2 separate regions of the Homo sapiens genome follow, and region 1 is linked to region 2. Evidence: chromatin contacts called from ENCODE Hi-C data. All regions are on one chromosome and are shown on one strand. The core of a region is the stretch at or near the end of the contact, and the rest is flanking DNA. Distances in the headings are between cores, read along the strand shown.

Region 1 (4,737 bases), core at 1,461-3,960, 51 kb before region 2:
AGAAAGTCAGCAAACGTCTCTGAGCCCGTTTCTGCTTCTTTGTAATGTGGGGAAAACGCACCCTATTAACTCACTTAACCATCCATTATAACAAGCAAGGCAGTAGCCAAAAGCCAGTCAGAATCCTTAGTGAAGGCAGATCATCTGCAGCAATTCCAAGTGTCTGTTCTCTTGCAAGATTGTTGAGAGGTGCAAATGCATATTGTTAAGTTTGGGGGCAGGCTCAATTCCTCTTTCTTTCCTTCAGCAGCCGCCCAGAAGACAGCCTGATCTTGACAGAGGCTTTGACCATGGTGATTTTTACAGAAGCCCTAGATAGTCACCCCTTATCTGTCTTGGGAATAAAGTTGCTGAGGGTTGATTAGCAAAGGAGGGAAAGTGCAACCGAGGCCTGGCATTTCCTAGACGAGAGATGGCGGTGGCGACAGGGCCTATGGGGTGGGGAAGGGGGTCAGCCGTGTGAGTGGCTCCATTCCTGTTAGTGGCACCACCAGCAGACCTCCCTGGAGCCAGCCAGTCCAGCCAGACTGATTAGGCCAATTCACTGTTTATCTGGGACAAGCAGATAAGGCTGTGGCCCAAGAGGGGTGGCTATGGGATGTGCCCAGCTGGAAGGAGACCCAAGAACACTGTAGCTGATGGAGAGGGAAGGGAAGAACAGAAAGAGTTCACTCAGGAGCCTCCTTTGTGGGTTTCAAATGGTCTCCAGTCAAGACGGCACTGAGCCTCCTGACATGCCCCACCTGAGTACCCGAGGCTGGCAGTTCTCCAACTCTAGAGAGCATCAGAATCACCTGGGGGTGATTCTAAAACACAGGTGGCGGGCCCCCACCCCAGGTCCTGCTTTAGCAGGTCAGGAAGGGACTAAGAATTTGTATGTCTAACAAATTTCCTGGTGATGTTGATGCCACTGGTTCGAGCACCACACTTTGAGAACTGCTGCCGTAGGCCCTTGATGAAACCTACCTGTCCAGCCCCTCCCCAGCCTCATCCTTAGGCTATTCCTCAAATCCATCTCCTTCATTACTCCAGAGAACCTAATTCCAAGAAATCCCCTAATGAGGAGTGATGGCCACCTCTCTCCCCACAGTCTAGGGGGGTATAGGCACTGAGGTATGGGACCTCCTGGGCTCCACTTTCCTCATTTTAGGGTGGACTAAGTGATATCTCTTTTTCTTTTTTTCTTTTTATTTTTATTTTGAGATGGAGTCTCACTCTGTCGCCCAGGTTGGAGTTCAGTGGTACGATCTCAACTCACTACAATCTCCACCTCCCAGGTTCAAGCAATTCTGCTTCAGCCTCTCGAGTAGCTGGGATTACAGGTGTGCGCCACCACACTCGGCTGACTTTTTGCATTTTTAGTAGAGATAGGGTTTCACCATGTTGGCCAGGCTGGTCTCAAACTTCTGGCCTCAAATGATCCACCCACCTCAGCCTCCCAAAGTGCTGGGATTACAGGCGTGAGCCGCCACACCCGCCCTAAGCAATTTTTCAGCTAGCCCGTTTTCTCAGTGAAGTTCCCTGAATCCATGGAAGGGAAAAGAACACCAGGCTTTACCTGGGAACCTAGCTGGTGCCAGCTCTGTTCTTCCCATTCATCTGGACACTGGATTACACAGATGACTTCATTTTGAACATCCACTTACATCTAAACCCCTAAATACATGTCTGAAGACTTTTTTAGTTGTCAACTTTCCCTCATTTTCCTCCTGTCTGCTTTCTTCTCTTTGCCTCTTCCCCAGACTTAAGATTTAAGCAGAATTTTATTTCTGTAGATGTTTGATCCATTTTTTTAATACCTCAGCTGGCCACCTTTCGCCTGGGACACTCTGGTGTCCTCCCAGAATAGAATCTTGTCCACAACCATCTCCCCGACAGGTTTCTAGATGCTGCCCTGGCCAGAATCAGTCACCCAGGCTGCACCGGAAGCCACCTGTTGCCTGATCCCAGCCTTGGCCTAAATCATAGTGGGGAGCCCTGGCTAGAGGCTCAGTGCCTGCCCTCTGAATTGCTAGCAAGATCTCTGGCACCCACACCAAGGCTTTGTAAAACTCCACAAATTTTTCTGAGAAAGAAGTGTCCCTGCAAGCAGAAGGCCTACACCGCATCACTATTTCTGCTGTCAAATGACAGCCTCAGGGTCCCACAAGTGAGAGATGGGCAGACCCCTGCCTGGGCTAGAATTCTCGGGGTCTTGGGTCTCCACACAGAAGTTGCTCAGTCAGAACCCCCCTCTGTCCTCCAGGTGTCCTGCCAGACACATGTGCTTTCTCCCACTTGACCGTCACCAATAAATCTTGGAGCTGGCCAAAGGCAGGTTCTCCTAACATTGCAGGTGAGAAAAGCTGAGATCCCCAGAGGAAAAATAACATGCCCAGCGTTGCACAGATAAATTCTTGGTGGAGCGGGAAAAGGTCCAGGGTCCCCCAGACTTGAAGGGCTCACTTTGCTTTGCCACAATTTGGCCCTGGGTGCTGTTGCCTGACTCAGATCTGACTGCATGTGCCAGGGCCAGCCTGCCCTGGCCGGTCCCTACTCTGTAACCGGACACAGCCATGAAGGACACCAAGGAGGGGGCGAGGGAGCAGAAAAGATATACAAAGGGATTTGAGCGGATTTGGTTACAAAGTTGCACCAGCCATTTCCTGGAATCTAATGGGAGCCAGTTCTGAGAACTTGAAGGGGTGGGGAAGCAGAAGGGGGAGGGAAAAAAAGGCAGATGACTGGCTTGTGGGGTGTGCAGTGGGGAGGGGAAATGGGCCCTGCTCTTGTGGCCAGCAGCCAGGCAGGCCAGGCTCCTGGAGGCAGGAAGGGGCCTGAGACCTATCTTTCCCCAGCCCTCAAATGATTTCTGCAGCCTAGGGAAAGCCCCCAGGCCTTCCAATAAATCTCCTTCCAAGCCTTCTTCCCAAAGCCCACTCTGGGCCTGGACAGCCTGGGGGGTTGATGTGCTTCTCCAGGGCTGGTAAGGACAAAAGGGAGCAAAGGTTCCTGGTCCACCCCGGATGTCTTTGCCCCGGGAGGCAGGGAACCAAGGCCCTCTGGTGCTGGCCTTGTCTTCCAGGCCTCCTGCCCCTTTCCTCTTGCCTCCTGAACCCTCTCTTCTCTTCCTGCTGTCCCTCTGCTTCTGCCTTCACGTTCTTCTTTCTGTAGAACTTCTCCACCTCCACCTTCCTCTACCCCTTTGGTAGTTACACATTCCGTAATGCCCAGTTGAGGACAGATGCAGAATCTCATCCTGAACCCTTGTCCACGCTGAGCAAGTGGGGTTTGGAGATAAGAGTCACAGTGGGGACTTCACTTCTCCCAAGTGATTCAGCAGCCTCCTGCACACCTGCTTTCACTCTCTAAGCCTCATTCCTTCCAGGAGGGCCATGCCTGCTAGGTCCAATCACCAACAGGGGGAAACCAGCAAACCTCCTATTTTTCCAATCAGTCCCCCCATCATCACACACTTTATTTGCCCTCTTCCCTTCCTTTCCCCTTTACCCACAGGACCAAAGGAAAGATGGGGATCGCTCACCTGTTCCTACCTCTATGATAGCTGCCTACATTGGCGTGCAAAACACCAAATCATAAGGCAAGACAAGGAAGCTTCACCCACTAAACCACAGGCTCCTTGAGGGAAGAACCTGTGCCTTTTGATGTTGTGCAACAAAGCCACTGTGACTTTGTGGCTGAATATATTTACTACTTTTATTTGGAGCTGCACCAATTTTCTTGGCTTTTAAGGCCAATGTATTACTTCTATTATTTAAAAGTTGAGAGAGCCATATTGTTAATACTGAGGCATGAATTAGCAGCTCTTGCATACGTGGATACTCTGAAACCAACATATTTTCAATTGGGACCATCCTGGAAAATCTATTATGTAAAGGAGATGATGCATACTATCCCCAGCTGGGTCTGGGAGAGATATGGAGTAGGCATTCAGACAAGGTGTGTCCAATTGCTTAGTTGTTTCACTAAAGAAATCAAGACAGCATGGGTGGAAAGCCAAAGGGGATGGAAAGCCAAATGTCATGACCAGCACTCTGCAGATCACCCATCAACACTCCTCCTACTGTCTGACATCCTATTATCAACTGCAGATTTCGCTAAAATTTAAACCAAGTCAGATGTCTCTTCTCGGAAAAGCCCACAGACAGGGTGCCATCTCAGGATCATCTAAAGCTAGTGCGGGAAAGGCGAGTCCCTTTCTTTAGCAAACAAATCTTTTTGTCTCAACCCTGACTTATTCCTGGGGCCTTCTGGGTGGTGTACACAGTGACTGAATCATATATATAGTATGATTTTTGAGGGCAATATCATGGTAAGATGCCCACACAGAAGCAAAGCCAAGTTCCTTGGCCTTGTGTATGAGGCTCCCTAAAGTGATCTGTGCCCCTGGAATTGCCTTGACCATGCTTGTGACTAGTTTTCCAGCCTGAAAAGCCCTATCTTTCCAGCATAACCTCCTCTGAGCAACTTTCTGATTTTCCTTAATTTTATTGACATTTCCCTTCCTGGAACTCCCAAAGCACCATGCCTGAATCACCCATCTGGCCCTTGCAGCCTGTCGGTTGGTAAGTTGGCTTTTTATATGTTCACATAGCTGAAACCACCATCTCTGTGCAGATCCCCCAGGAGGTTCTTTGCACACTCCTCCAGTTTTGTTGCACTTTCTCTTCCCAAGCGACCCCTATGGGTGACTCTTCTTTGGAGGGCTAACTTTGGCCTGCTAGAGCCACTTCACTT
Region 2 (4,154 bases), core at 1,271-3,770:
TAAGAATCCTTTTCACATTTTTAATGGCTGGAAAAAATGCAAAGAAAAATAATATTTTATGACACATGAAATACATGAAATTCTAATTTTGGTATCTATAAATAAAGGTTTATTGGAACACAACCACTCCCATTCACTTATTGGTATTTTCTGTGGCTGCTTTTGAAGAACAGCAACAGAGCTGACTAGTTGCAATAGAGACTGCATCACCCACAAAGCTGAATGTATTTGTTATCTAGCCATTTACAGTAAGAGTTTTCCAACCCCTGGCCTAAAGAATCTCCCCAGTTAGGTACATGTGGTCTAGATCCCCAGCGTTAACTGTTTGGAGTTAAGCATTGTTCTCTCAGCTCTTCCTTTTTTCATTTTTATTTATTTTTATTTTATTGCAAATTGACAATTTGTAATTGTATCTATTTATGGGCACAAAGTAGTGTTATGATTTATTAATACAATGTGGAGTCATTAAATCAAGCTAATTAACATATCCATCACCTCATGGCTCTTTCTTTTAAATAGAAGCCTTTCTAGGGTGGTTTAAATTACTCTTAGTAGTATAAATTTTTTGACAATTTCTCTCCCTGAAAAAAGGGACGTGATCAAGGATAAGGAGAAACAAGGGAAGACATATTTTTAAAAGGGTAAAGGACACAAAAAGGGGAACTTCCACCAAGAAAAACTGGGTGCACTTTATAATGTTCCTAATGGCCGGCACTATACCAGGGCTTTGGGAAAGGACACAAAACAGGAAACTTCTCTGAGTTCACAGAAGGACCCCTTACCTTGCCCTGAAACAGCCACAGCCCTGCCCAGGCTGGCTCCTCCAATCTGGCCTCCTTCAGTACCTCATCCGTCCTGAGCAGTGTGAGCGATGCTGTCTTTGGACGTCTCACCTGCACCATCCACAGGGCACCACACACAACTCTCCTGAGCAGTGGAAATCATGGTATTGTTTATTTAGATCCAGACATACCAAATGACATCCATCCCTTCCTCCCCGCAGAAAACACTCATCACAGCAATCCAGTCAGCAAACAAAATGACTACCACTTGCCATTTCTGATTCCATGCTTGCCTCGAGACAGAGAACTCCTTGCAAGTACAAATTCTGCCTTAGTGATTTTTATTTCCCTGCACCTAACACAACATCTAACTTGTGGTACGTATAATATTCAACTAAAACTAGTCCTCTCCTCTTTTTCCTTTTCTTTCCCTGTCATGCAGCTAGGAGATGCATGGAATCCAATGCTCTTTCCACTGAAGTGGAAAGTAGGCTGCTAACAACCTCCCCAGAATCCTTGTAAGTAACTCCTCCCCAGGGGAGAACACACATCTACAACTTGAGCCTGGAATTCAGGTCAGCTTGGTATCAACACTCATCCAGGGTCTCCCCATGGCCAGTATGGCTTTTGTCCCCCTTAGATATGCTGGAGGAGGAGTCATCTAAGTTTGTTTTTCCTCTCTAGTCTTCTGATCAGCTAGGAGGATCCAAGGTTCCAACTGAGTTCTCTTGCTTCACCTTGGGCAAGAGGAGAAAAAACAGTCACTTGTACACCTAACCACAAACCCCTGACCCTCTTCAAGGCAGAGGAAAGTAACTTTCCAAACTCTTCTTGAATAAGAAGAAAAGAACCTCTCCTCTTTCAACAGGTATTTCTGGCTGCTGGGGAGGGTGTTATTAATACAAGAATCTAAACACAATAGCCTGTCTCCTGGCAGCTGCCATTCCCATGGCAACCTCTGACTTTCACGGACTCCTTTGGATACTAAGGGCCTCAGAGACAGACTTCTAAAACAACCAAATTTTTCAAAAGTGAATTCTCAGGGAACTTATTCCTCTGTCAGAACAGACCCCTCCTAAACTTCCATTTAAAGAGAAAACCTAAAATCTGCTGTTTTAAAAAAAAAATAACAGAAACCCCCATTAAGTGCTGTTATCACACCAACCCTCAAAGCTATGGAAATGGACAATATAGAATTTAAATTTCACAGGTGAAAAAAAAAGTGTACTAAGTGTGAGTTGAGGATGGGAGATGGAGATCTGGTGGACTACCAGCAAATGGAGATAGCCATGAAGAGGCATATTTGGGAAGGTAGTTCACAAACCTGAACCAGAAGAGACTCACCTGGAGAACATGTTCAAATACCGATTCCCAGGCCCTGTCCCCAGGGATTCTGATTCTGTAGGTCTGGAATGAAACCTGGATCACTTTTGAAAGCTCTTCCAGTGTCCAGATGAACATTCAAATTGGGAAACCAGCAATCTGAAGCCTATTCCTTGCCCCTTCCCCACCATGGTCCAAGGGTCTCCTGGCTCTTAGCTCCCTCAATTCCTGCCAGCCCTCAATTCTAGAACCAGAGTAAAAGAAACTCATTTTCTTTAAAATAAAAGGAAGAAGTCGCAGCCCTGAAGTGCACGTGTGCTCTGTTAGGCGCTGTACCCAGGGAACCTTGGAGCTGGAAGCCGACTCCAGCCCTGAGCTGTGGGAAGGTTATGTCATGCTCTTGGCTTGCTGCCTGGTTTCCACTGGGGTTGCTGCCTGGTATATTTTAGGTGCTGGGTTTGCAGGCTAGTACTCTGACCTTCCTTGGCTCTCCCCCAGGGAGCAGCCACCAGGCTCCTGCTGTATCAAGAGCTACAAGGTACAATTTCCATGGCATCCAGGTAACAGGAACCAACTGGCAGCAATAGCTGGGACCTGCATTAGACCTGGGGAGGCAGCCTGCTGGAGAAGAAAGGTTCCCGGATGTGAGCCTTTGCACGTGGTATTAGCACGGCTATTCACAGCTGTGGGATTCGGGGCTAGCCACTGTCCTTCCATGGGCCTCAGTTTCTCAGCTATGAAACTAGGGGCTCAACAAGGGGTTCAGCATAGAATAGTGGAAGGAATGTGGATTCTGGGGCCAGAAGACTGAGGCTCAAATCCTAGCTTCATCACTGACTTGCTTGGTGATGTTGGGCAAGTGCCTGAACCTCGTCGTGCATCAGTTCTGTCATCTACAAAATGAGTGTAATGGTACCTCTCCCACAAGGCTGATGTGTCAAGTAAAGATGATGTGTGCCAAGTGCTTGGCTTACACACCACTGGAGATCCAAGACACCCACACACACACACTCACTTCTTAACCGGGAACCTGATGAAGTGGGTGCCAAATCTGGATAGAGATGGTCTGGAGGGGGTTTAGAAGACGGAGAAGTTTCTCTGTGCATAGCACATAGGAAGAAAGGGAAACATGAATTTCTGAAGGAAACGAAGTTTGAGTTAGGATTTTGACAAATTGAGAAAATATGAATAAGCAACTACAGGACAAAAAACTGAAGAATAGAAGAAAAAACAATCTGGAATCCGGATTGGGAAATTTGGATTCTAATCCCAGCCCTTTCACTGTCCAGCTTTGTGGTCTGCTGATATGTTGCCTCTGTTGCAGGAAAAAAAAACAGGTTCTTTTCACACTACTCGGAAAATTTAGGCTCACGGACACATTGTAGGGTGAGATGCGAGGAAGGGTTTATTGGGTGAAAAAGGAAAAAGGAAAGAGGAACTCTCAGCAAAGCGAGAGAGTCCTGCTAGCAGGCCCGCACCTTGCAGACTGAATCCCAGGCCACTACATAGGAACTGAAGAGGCCAGACTCCTCCTCCCTGCTCCACCTGCTTCCTTTGGTGCGCATTATTCAGACAGAACCAATCAGGAAAGGGTGGACTTCATCCAGGACCAGCAGTCCGGTTTTTCAGCCTTCAGGATTGTTTTAGGTTTTAGGTGGGTTTTCGCCAGGGACCCTTGTCTGTCTCCTGTCTCTATCACCTCTTTATCTATGGAATGGGGCTGTGGCAAAAATTAACAAGATGACTTAGGAGAAAGCACCTTGTATAGTGCCTGGAACACAGTAGATGTTTACTGGATGGATGGACGGATCTATGGACAGACAGAGGATGGATTCCAGATGGAGAAAGTGGGGTGGGCAAAGGAATAGAAAGAGGAATGCCCAAGGCATCTTTATAGGTCAGTGGGTATATCTGCACAGTTCAGCAATTTCTGAAGAGTGTTCTTGGAACTCTAGCCCCTAAGATACTCCTAAGGGGAAAAAAAAACATATTCCCTGGTCAATTAAACTTAGGAATGACAGTTTGATACACCACTCTCCTGATGATTTG

The links. A loop is a pair of places that touch in the nucleus more often than their neighbours do. Pooled maps may share reads with other maps.
Region 1: a map of gastrocnemius medialis shows a loop between it and region 2 (2.7-fold over the local background). The contact joins two enhancer-like sites. A Hi-C loop is called at or near these places in 4 of 168 maps with a recorded cell type or tissue (gastrocnemius medialis and psoas muscle) and 1 of 50 pooled maps.

What each region holds. Positions count from the first base shown.
Region 1 is chr2:216,878,789-216,883,525 of GRCh38, reverse strand. No RefSeq gene overlaps it. Among named protein-coding and RNA genes, the nearest start is that of TESHL, 10 kb to the right of the region's middle. Within about 2 kb of position 2,710, at least 3 of the 41 ENCODE cell types and tissues checked have a DNase peak (open chromatin) inside an H3K27ac peak, as active enhancers do; they include gastrocnemius medialis, where a contact is called at or near this core.
Region 2 is chr2:216,828,111-216,832,264 of GRCh38, reverse strand. No RefSeq gene overlaps it. Among named protein-coding and RNA genes, the nearest start is that of TNP1, 30 kb to the left of the region's middle. Within about 2 kb of position 2,520, at least 7 of the 41 ENCODE cell types and tissues checked have a DNase peak (open chromatin) inside an H3K27ac peak, as active enhancers do; they include gastrocnemius medialis, where a contact is called at or near this core.